Regions from separate parts of the Homo sapiens genome. Here region 1 is linked to region 2. A link is an interaction called in ENCODE POLR2A ChIA-PET data of the cell type or tissue named here. Cell type or tissue: CD4-positive, alpha-beta T cell. All regions are shown on one strand. Links, peaks and the distances in the headings refer to the core of each region. The heading gives the core; the rest is flanking DNA.

Region 1 (5,362 bases), core at 222-5,221, 110 kb before region 2:
CCCCCATGGTGACCTGGGAGGACAGAGGTGCATGGAGTGTGCAAAATGTCCTAAGCAATCAGACAGTGCTTGGGAACAAAAATGGGATCACCTGCTTCTCCAGACCCCTGATTTGAGGGCTGGGCTGGGGGGCCAGCTTCTGTCTGGCACATCACACCCCCTGTGGGCTACAGCAGGATCAAAGTCTCAAGACCTCTCACGGGGCAGTTTTTAACTAAACATCCAGTCCTGACGGAAATAATTTCCCTGGGGATGAGCCATCTTTCCTACTTGGCAAAGAACTAGACAGAACCTTCCAGGGACTCCCTGTCTGGAGGAGCTCTGAGCCTCCTGACCTCTCCCCACCCTTTCCTGAGGTTTAGATTCCCAAAGCCCCATTCGTGCATAGAGAAGGGCATTGGGGGGCAGGAGGTTCCACTCCCAGCTCCCCCCAGGAAGCTGAAGACCTGCTGGCTTCCTGCTTCAGCCACCAAGGTTCAGCCAGGATCTGCTCCTCCTCTGCCCACCTGCCTCGATTCCCTAAATGCACCCCTAAGCTCCTCACAGTCTCAGCCCTAGGGGCCCAGGTTCAGCCCCAGTTCTTCACACTATCACAACTCAAACGATCAGAGTTTTTGTGATGCCATGTTAATGCAAAGCAGAGGGCAAGCAGCTGCCAAATTGCCCTCCCTTCATTCCACTGCAAGACAGAGACAAACCCTGGAACAATTTCTATTTCACTGACATTCCACCCTTGACACCCCCCAACATCCTAACTTAGCTGGTAACTGCAGCACCCTCTAAGGAATTCCTAAAGAATTCTGAAGCTACTCCTCAACATCTGCTGTGACCCAGGTATCCTAACAATGATCATGGTGTCTGACATTTACTGAGCTCTCACTATGGGCTAAGCATGTGCTGTGTGTCACCATCTAAACTCCTGACAATCCTGCTAGCCCCCACGTTACAGAGGAAGGGACTGAGCCATAGCATAGGGAGGATGACTTGTCCAAGGCCACAGTTTGAGACCATGACAGAGCTGGGATTTAAATCCAGGTCTCTCATGACTCTCTAAATTTTACAAAGGGGCAGGGGAGGGGAGGAGCTGTCAAAATATCAAGCTTGGGCTGGCACTGGCTATATGTTGAATTGAGCCTTCCTTTTAGTTTTTGAAGGAACATCTTTCAGGCCATCTTGGCAAAGGGGGATTTATTTACTAAATGTGAACTGGTTAATATATGTAAAGGGTTCAGCCTGGTGCCTGGTCCAGAGATAGTGGTGGTCATTGTTACCCCATAATGGCATTGGTGCAAGTCCTTTCTTATCTATCCTGTCACGTGCCTCATAGCCATTTATATAGGCAAGACAGGCATTAGGCTGCCCATCTTGTAGATGAGTAAACTGAGGCCCAGAGAGGGGAAATATATTGCAAGTTGGTAGCAGAATTGAGGTCTCTGCACAACTCAAATATGCCACAGTGCCTCCTTGTGGAGAGGAGGACAAAAGCAGAGCTGAAATCATTATCTTGAAGAGGTGTCAGAAGTGGGATTGCGACAGGACTGATGTGATATTTTTAGATATGGCCAAGAGGACACAGTCTGAGTTTTTAGCTGAGAAATGTCCTCTATAAGGCAGAAGGCAGAGATTCTAGAGGACCTTTGAGGGAGAATGTATTTGAGAACAACTCTTCCAGCTTCTTACATATGTACAGGTATCTCTCAGGGGCTGACCTAGGAAGGGTCCTTTCCTGTGGCCATTGATCGATCCAGTCCCACATCTGGAAAGCTTACAAGAATTGGGTTCAAAGCGGGGATTACACTTGATAATTACAGAAGGACCACCTACTTCTTAGAGGAAAGACGCTGGGAGGTTGCTTAGGATGTGGGCCAAGAGGGTCAGAGAGGACCACCTACTTTTTAGAGGAAAGACGCTGGGAGGTTGCTTAGGATGTGGGCCAAGAGGGTCAGAGATTTTGCTTCACCTGAACTCACTGGGGCTTCTCCAGGGATATTAACCTGGACTTTAAGAGTCAGAGTGAGTCCCTGGGACTAGTTCAGCCCATCCAGGATTCAGACGGGAAGAAGGTGGGGCTGATTTTTCACCTGGAGAAAGAGAGGCATGTCCCACACAGACCTAACTCGGCATTGTCCCCTCCCAAACTCCCACCCCTCCACATAGCTTAAAAGTGTTGGGGGCTTCTCCAGTTTAGATGGGGGAACAAAGAGAACCAACAGCTGGAAAAAACTAGAGATGAGGCCGTTGGCCTAGTCATCATCCAGGCCGATTTCTCAGAACCACCACTTTCTCTTCGGCTACTTTGCCCATCCCATAAAAGAACCCCAAATCCTTCCTGTTCATTCCTCAGCAGTTCCCACGTTTCCTTCCAGAAACTCAGAAGGCACCAGGAACTGAATTGCAAAGTTCGTTAGAGCACAGACTCTGAATTAAAGAGCTGGGTTAAACTCCAGGCTATTCCCTTAGTAGCTGTGTGACCTTACCTGTCTGAAGCTTGGTTTTCTCCCAGTAAGATGGGGTAGTACTGCCTAAAGAGGTATATGGCATGTATAAAGTGCTCCATAAATGGAGCTTATTGGGAGAGTATAAGTCACAGGCCATGCCCCGCAAGGGGATGCACGAAGACCCACCGCGAGCCAGGAAGGGAGCACCGGGCTCTCTGCTCTGGGACCGGCAGTGAGCCGGACATCTGGGTCCTCCCAAGCCGGGCGGGCTGCCCCAGGGAGGAAGGGAGGGGGGCGAGCCTGAGCGGGCACCTCGGCCCGCAGGAGGTCTGCAGCGAGCTGTGGTGTCTGAGCAAGAGCAACCGGTGCATCACCAACAGCATCCCGGCCGCCGAGGGCACGCTGTGCCAGACGCACACCATCGACAAGGGGGTGAGCGCCGGCCAGGGCCCCCAACTGGGCCACGCCCCCTGAGCCACCTCCCGCGTTGGCCACGCCTACCCGCCTGTCCTTCGGCCTATTATCTGCTCCCTCCCACATTGGCCACGCCCGCCATTTGTGCTCCCTCGGCTGTGGCCACGCCTACTGCTTGCTCCTTCCCGCGTTGGCCACGCCCACCGTCTATGCGTCCCTTGGTTCTGGCCACGCCTACTGTTTAACTCCCTCCCGCGTTGGCCACGCCCACCGTGTAATGATTCCCACGGCTCTGGCCACGCCTACTGTTTGCTCTCTCCCTCATTGGCCACGCCCATCCCCTGTGCTGCCCTCGGCTCTGGCCACGCCTACTGCCTGTAGACCTCCCCTCCCCAGCCTGAAGCCACGCCCCACCTCGTCTCCACGCTTATCGTGGTCCTGTCTACACCCCTCCCCGTTAAGCACCCTGTGCTCAGGCCACGCCTCTCGCTTGTACCTGGTCTGTCTCCCAGACCACTCTCCTACGTAACCTGACTCTGTTCGCATGTTCAGACCCCGCCTCTGCCCATCCCGGAGAGGCTGATATCTCTGGCTGGGGCCTGGAGTGGGGAACGGTGCATGGGGCCGACGAGTGTCCTCCGGGCTGGACTCACTCCTTCCTGTCTCCCCCCACCCAGTGGTGCTACAAACGGGTCTGTGTCCCCTTTGGGTCGCGCCCAGAGGGTGTGGACGGAGCCTGGGGGCCGTGGACTCCATGGGGCGACTGCAGCCGGACCTGTGGCGGCGGCGTGTCCTCTTCTAGCCGTCACTGCGACAGCCCCAGGTCAGCCCTCAGGACCCCCACCCGGGAGGGCAGCGCGACCCCTGCCCCCATCGCCCACTGCCTCATCCCTCTCCTATCCCACCACCCTTTCCAGGCCAACCATCGGGGGCAAGTACTGTCTGGGTGAGAGAAGGCGGCACCGCTCCTGCAACACGGATGTGAGTTCCCCCAAACCCCTTGAGGGGTGGGGGGAGGAAGCATTAAAAACAGCTATCAGAGGCCGGGCACCGTGGCTCACGCCTGTAATCCCAACACTTTGGGAGGCCAAGGCAGGCGGATCACGAGGTCAGGAGATCGAGACCATCCTGGCTAACATAGTGAAACCCCGTCTCTACTAAAAATACAAAAATTAGCTGGGCGTGGTGGCAGGCGCCTGTAATCCCAGCTACTCGGGAGGCTGAGGCAGGAGAATCGCTTGAACCCGGGAGGCGGAGGCTGCAGTGAGCCGAGATCGCACCACTGCACTCCAGCCTGGGTGACAGAGCGAAACTCCATCTCAAAAAAAAAAAAAAAAACAAAAACGCTATCAGAGTGCTTCATCCAGGCACCTGCTGCCTCCTGGGGAACCTGCAGCCGCCACCCCTCTCTTCCCTCCTCTCCCTGACCCCCACCACCTTCTCGTCCCCAACCCCTCCTCCTTAAAGACCTGGCTCCTTCCAGCTCTCTTTTCCTCCTACATTTAGACTACAAGCCCCCACCTTGAAATCACTGCTTGGCCCTCACAACCCCCTACCATCCAGTCTCTCCCCTCCCTTTACAGCCCAACTTCCCCTGAAGAGTCCTACCCCTGCCTTCTGTCATCCCCCAAAGTTGTAGCTGAAGCTTCCTCTCACCAAACCCAGTGACAGGTGTCTGTCCTCTGCTTGTGCCCTCAGCTGACCTGCAACCATCAGTGAGCAGTGAGAAGTTTACTGGGGAGGGGGTGTTTTAGAGGGCAGTGAGAGCTTTGGACTTTTCAGCCTCCCAGCTGGGGGGAACCAGGTCTTCAGAGAATCCACATGCTAGCACTTTCTATAAACCCTGATCCCTTCCAGACCTTCTCTCTCAAGAAAGACTCCATGTGGCCAGGTGCAGTGGCTCACACCTATAATCCCAGCACTTTGGGAGGCTGAGGCAGGCAGATCACCTGAGGTCAGGAGTTCGAGACCATCCTGGCCAACATGGCAAAACCCCATCTCTACTAAAAATACAAAAATTAGGCCGGATGAGGTGGCTCATGCCTGCAATCCCAGCACTTTGGGAGGCCGAGGCGGGTCAATCACCTGAGGTCAGGAGTTCGAGACCAGCCTGGCTAACATGGTGAAACCCCGTCTCTACTAAAAATACAAAAAATTAGCCAGGCGTGGTGGCACGCGCCTGTAGTCCCAGCTACTTGGGAGGCTGAGGCAGGAGAATCACTTGAATCCAGGAAGCGGAGGTTGCAGTGAGCCGAGATTGTGTCACTGCACTCCAACTAGGGCAACGAGAGCGAAACTCTGTCTAAAAATAAATAAATAAATAAATAAATAATGCAAAAATTAGCCAGGCATAGTGGCATGCACCTGTAATCCCAGCTACTCGGGAGGCTGAGGCAGAAGAATTGCTTGAACCCAGGAGATGGAGGTTGCAATGAGCTAAGATCATGCACTGTACCCCAGCCTGGGCGACAGAGTGAGATTCTGTCTCAAAAAAGAAAAAAAATGCAAGC
Region 2 (5,362 bases), core at 224-5,223:
CGCATGGAAGGTGGCACACAGTTTGGTCTGTTTCAGCAGGAAAAAAAAAAAGCCAGAGAACAAGCCTGACTCAGGCAGGGCCTGTGCCCCAGGGCGTTAACTTCACAACAGGGAGACAGGATGGCTTTCGGGGGGCTTTTTTTTTTTTTTTTTTGAGACGGAGTCTTGCTCTGTTGCCCAGGCTGGAGTGCAGTGGCGCGATCTCACTCACTGCAACCTCCGCCTCCTGGGTTCGAGTGATTCTCCTGCCTCAGCCTCCTGAGTAGCTGGGACTACAGCCATGAACCACCGCGCCTGGCCTCAGAAGGCTCTAAACAGCCAAACGCTCCATTGTAAGCCGGGGGATTACAGCCCACAGGAAGGCAGTTTCCAGGGAAGAGTCTCCCCCCATCTGTGGGCAGGCACCCACCCCTGGGGCCTCAGACAAGCAAGAGAGGGGATGAGATCCCTGCTGCTTGGACTGGAAGCTCGAGTGACCCCAGCTCCCCACACCTCGCGTGGTTGCCCACACAGCACACACAAGCAGGCCGTTTTCAGGAACCGGTATTTATTATCAAAGTCATATTCGATGTCAACAAGATGCCACAACTACAAAAAAAATTGCGCACATTGCAATCTCAATGCAAACAGTCAAATGGAACCCCAGTCATTAAAAAAGTAATTCAAATTACCCCAAAAAGCAACTGAATTTTTTAAACATCTTTATACATCCAGCCAACAAATTAAAATGGTTAACAAGAAAAAATACAAATTCAGAGGTCTCGTATCGATGTTTAAAAAAGGCAACTGCTTAAGCGTTTCTATCAATTCGAACGTCAATCTCTCGGCCACTCAGCTTCATGCCATTCATCATCCGGCAGGCTCTCTCGGCCACCTCTGGCGACTCGAACTTAACCACGCCACACCCCTTGGACTTCCCATTCTCCATCTTGATGTCGGCGTACAGCACGTGGCCTAGGACAGGGAGGGAAGAAGAGACGACACTCAGTCCCGATTTTGTTAGATTTTGGTGGACAGAGTCAAAAAGGAGAGGCCCTGAAGCCTAGAGCACAAAGGCTCAGAATACAATGGCGAGAACCAATGACTACGGCCCCCTCAGCCACACTGCCATTCTTCTGCTAACAGAGCCTGCCCCTGCCCCATGAAAAGCCTTCCTGGCGGATTCAATGCACGCCTTTACGCTTCAGGAAGTTCAAAAAAGAAGGCGCAGTGTAAAGCCAGCTTTATAGGCAGAAAGTTCCCATACATTTTACAAAGTCTTCATTTTTGATATGCCACCGCCCCTGGTTACAAAGCCATCCGCAATCCAATGGACACGTCTGTACTGTCCAAATGAAAGCCAGCAGGTTTCACTTATTCATTTGAGCACCCGTTAAGCATCCAGATATGTGTCAACGCCGTGGACAGAGCCCTAGAGGGCAAAGGCTCTACTCCAGGAGTACCAAAGGTGGTAGGGCCACAATGCCAGAGGTGGGAACTCAGTGCCTAAGAGAGGGCCCAGGGCAGGTAGGGTGGAGGGGTCCTCAGGGGCAAGTTCTGAGTGAGCTTACACAGAAATTCACCAGAAAGAAGACTTGCCAGTAATTGGCTCACACGAGAGCATTGCGGGACACGTGCAGCACTTGCCGCTCAGGTTCTGGGACAGGAGGGAGATGGAGGAGGATAGGACCAGGTCTTCAAGGGGCTTGTGAGTCTGGACTTCCTCTTGAAGGCACAGGGCCGCTCCAGGCATTGCAAAAGTGGGGGCTGGGGGCGCTGTGATCCCACTGGCCTTTTCAGAATATCTAGCTACAACATGGGAACTCAGGAGTGGGGAAAGAGGTGAAGAATGGAGCAAAGAGGCAGATCATGACTCAACGGCTTGCCCCAAGAACCATGGAGAAGCAGCAATGGTGGTGAAATCGGAGCCACTGCTGAAACAGGAAGCGGGAGGACAGTGCGGAAGCAGCTGCCCAGACCTCTAGCTCAGGCCCCTCTAGCTAAAAAGAACAGAGGTGGTGCATGCGGGGTGGGGGCTCACCCTGGAGGGCAGGGAAGGAAGACAACTTGCTTTCAGCCACAGACAGAGCCCTCCAGAAGAGTTGCCCGATGTGCCAGGAAACCACAAGACCTTAGCCTCACCCTCACAGGAGCTGCTGTGTGCCCAGAGCCTGCACCGCCTCCCCATGGCACCTGCTGGGCTGTGTTCTCTCCGAGGCCCCACACCAGCTGTGCTGAGGGGAAAGCGACCTCGTCTGGGATGTATTTATTTAGCCTTGCCACCTAGAAGCCAGGTAACCTCAGAAGGAAGACTCTGCCTGACTCATCTGTGAAATGGGGACACTACTACCTTGTTTCAAAGACTCAAAAAGAAAAAAGGAAGTAAGGATGAAATGAGAACACAGCTGAAAAACATGTGACACATCACAGGACACTCAACAACCTGCCTGAGCATTGGCGTGGGCAGAACATGGCAAGGCCATGGGTCCTGAGCCGACGGAGGGGGCTGGGAGGGAGGTTTTGCTGCTGACTCGGCTGCGTCACCAACAAGCACGAGGGAAGCACCTACAAAGCCGTTCCCAACACTTACCGCACTCGTTGAATTTGTCCTTTAGCATCTTCCATGTGAAATCGAATGGCAGCTGAAGGGGAGAAGAAAAGGGAGACTGATGCGTGATTAAACCAAATCCTAAGGCATGCCTTGCAGCTGGCTCTGAGGGCCATGCTAGATTTCTCACTATACCGAGAAGCTGGCTGCCCTTCAGACTGAGGCGATCAGCAGGAAACTAATAGATACATGTGGGACAAGGCTGTGAAGCGGCACAGCCAGCTCCCTCCCTGGGGCTCTGCCTGTGGGAGCACCGTGCAGGATGGGACACTCAGGCCTGCGGTGCGCAGCCCACAGTCACTAAATAGTGGCTAAGGGTGGCTGAGCTGGGGAAAATAATTCCGTTACAGCCACTTCTTTCCCTGGACCATCGTGCAACACATAGTGCCTCTTCAAGCCAACCAATCAGAAACTGGAGTCTCTGAGCTCAGCGTCTGCTCCATATTCTAGCACAGTGGAGAAGCCCAGGCTCTTCCAGAACCCACAGTTCTCACATTCCTTACTTGTCCCACTAGCATAAAACGTTTGGGACAGTGGCAAGGAGGTGTGGTCCCCTTTGAAGGGCGCCACCTCTGACTTCATCCTGCTGATCTTTGCCTCCCCTGTCCCCTCATGCTCACCACCACCAAGAAGTTCCCCAAGAGCCACTTACATTTCTCACAAATATCTGGCAGGCCTTCCTGGCCACCCCAGGAGCATGGCCTCCAGCTCCACCAAAGGAACCTGCGAAGCTTCCTCCGAAGTTGCCACGCTCCATCTCGATGGCACGGTCAAAGCTGGCACCGCCACCGCCACCCATGGCCAGGCCCATGCGCTCAATGCCAGCGCCCAGGGCCGGGCCCATGGCAGGGCCCATGCGCTCGAGGCTGTTGGCACCCATGCGCTCCAGGCCCATGCGCTCGAGGCTGTTGGCGCCCATGCGCTCCAGGCCCATCCGCTCCAGATTGTTGGCGCCCATGCGCTCCAGGCCGGTGGCCATGCGATCCATCACGGGGCCCATGCGCTCCAGGCCAGCTCCCATACCTGCGGGCACCATGCGCTCCATGCTCAGGCCCATGCGCTCGATGGCAGGGCCCATGCGCTCCACGCCAGAGCCCATGCGCTCAATGGTCTGGCCCACACGGTCGATGGGAGCGGCCATGCGCTCAAGGCCGAAGCCCATGCCGGCACCCATGCGCTCCACGCCAGAGCCAATGCGCTCCATGGTCTGGCCCATGCGCTCAATGCTGGAGGCCATGTGGTCGAGGCCCAGCGGGCCCATGCGCTCAATGCCGGAGCCCATGCGCTCCACGGAGCCCATGCGGTCCATGACCAGGCCCATGCGCTCGATCTCGGAGCCCACGCGATCCATGCCGTGGCCCAGGCCCGCGCCCATGCGCTCCATGCCGGCACCCCCGAGGCGGTCAATGCCAGGACCCATCCTCTCGATCCCAGGGACGCTTCCTCCACCTCCACCTGAAACAGGGACACAAAACACAGGTGGGTGTCAAGAACTTGAGTGTGCGTGTGCACAACACGCCAGACCACTTCAGCTCATGGGCATGGATCAGGGGTAAAGGCCCACCATAATTTACCATTAAGACACCCCTCAAATGTTGACAACAGCTACAGCTGTGTGGTGGGCACATGGGGGCCTCCCAGCATTCTCTCTGCTCTATGCCACAGCTGAGATTTCCATAACACAACTTCTAAAGAACACCCCTGTATGTGTGTCTGTGAGGTGCTAGTGTCTGTGACAAGCTTTGTGAACCATGGACGTCAATTCCTGAGACATCTGAGGTTTCTCCATCAGCAGACACTGAGAAATGCTCCAGGGGGAGGCATGGACACCCCCCACTCGGGGGGCCACCCAGGGTAATGAACAGGAGTTATGTGGAGACAAGTCGGAGTCACTCCCACCTTCCCCTCCCAGCCTGTCCCTCTAGGATGCTCTGCTGGGGGCCACTCTGGCTGCATTTCCTCAGCGCTCCCAGGGCACAGAGAAAGGATTTTCGGCCACACCATCAAGCAGAGGTCAAAAAAACACACACCGAGAGATCCTCTGTGTACAAATGCACACAGCTGGCCACTTTTGGGGACCCTATTGTCAGGGAAACCAAATGACTTGCTGGCTTTGGAAAGAAGATGTTGATGGCACTGCAGAGTGGGCTCTGGTAGCGGCTGGGGGTCAGTCAGCAGAACGAAGGGACGCCCCCACCCGTGGTGCTTGCAACTCTGGAAAGCAGGGTCTGGCTCCGTCAGCAAGGCCACCCCTTTCCACATGCCGAGTTTGGGGCTCCTCCCCGAAACCCTGTCGCTTGCCTCTGAGAGTGGCCATCAGCCCAGAGCCAGCCTGTGACCGACCCAAGCAGCCTAGTCAAAGATACCAATTCAAGAGGAAACTGGGCAGTTTCTCTAACTGGCTCTGTAACTGGCCACACCGCGCCTGCTTCTCTAGCTGCACAGCACACAGTGAGCGGCCAAAGCAGGCCCGACTCTAAGAATGTGTGACTTTCAGAGGGGAGACGTCTCAGAACTTCCCCACAGTATAAGGAACCTAGCGAGAATGGGCACTTTGCCCAAAGGCATCAGAAATGAGGTGGGGCAGCTGGGTGTGGTGGCTCATGCCTGTAATCCCAGTACTTTGGGAGGCCAAGGCGGGCGGAACAAGGTCAGGAGTTCGCGACCAGCCTGGCCAACATGGTGAAACCCCATCTCTACTAAAATTGCAAAAATTAGCTGGGTATGGTGGCGTGCGCCCGTAGTCCCAGCTACTTGGGAGGCTGAGGCAGGAGA

Evidence for each region. ChIA-PET counts read pairs that join two places held together with the same protein. Peaks named below come from ENCODE experiments on the same cell type or tissue, not always from the same donor. Only the 100,000 strongest peaks of a DNase experiment are listed, where the experiment ranks them.
Region 1: POLR2A ChIA-PET joins it to region 2 with 5 read pairs; 4 of 35 experiments call an interaction of 5 or more read pairs at or near these places.

The regions. Positions count from the first base shown.
Region 1 is chr19:8,590,271-8,595,632 of GRCh38, reverse strand. It overlaps ADAMTS10 (ADAM metallopeptidase with thrombospondin type 1 motif 10), which reads left to right. Exons shown (of 26, transcript NM_030957.4): 13 at 2,763-2,870; 14 at 3,530-3,675; 15 at 3,770-3,833. Among named protein-coding and RNA genes, the nearest start is that of MYO1F, 16 kb to the right of the region's middle. RefSeq lists an enhancer at 3,234-3,832. In CD4-positive, alpha-beta T cell, for the core only: no CTCF peak of the experiment used is centred there; a DNase peak (open chromatin) is centred at 2,992; H3K4me3 peaks cover 1,572 bases.
Region 2 is chr19:8,484,283-8,489,644 of GRCh38, reverse strand. It overlaps HNRNPM (heterogeneous nuclear ribonucleoprotein M), which reads right to left. Exons shown (of 16, transcript NM_005968.5): 14 at 3,240-4,042; 15 at 2,570-2,621; 16 at 531-954. The coding sequence ends at 791. Among named protein-coding and RNA genes, the nearest start is that of PRAM1, 16 kb to the left of the region's middle. RefSeq lists enhancers at 2,036-2,085, 2,376-2,465. In CD4-positive, alpha-beta T cell, for the core only: CTCF peaks have their summits at 1,972 and 2,173; DNase peaks (open chromatin) are centred at 2,164 and 5,121; H3K27ac peaks cover 1,916 bases.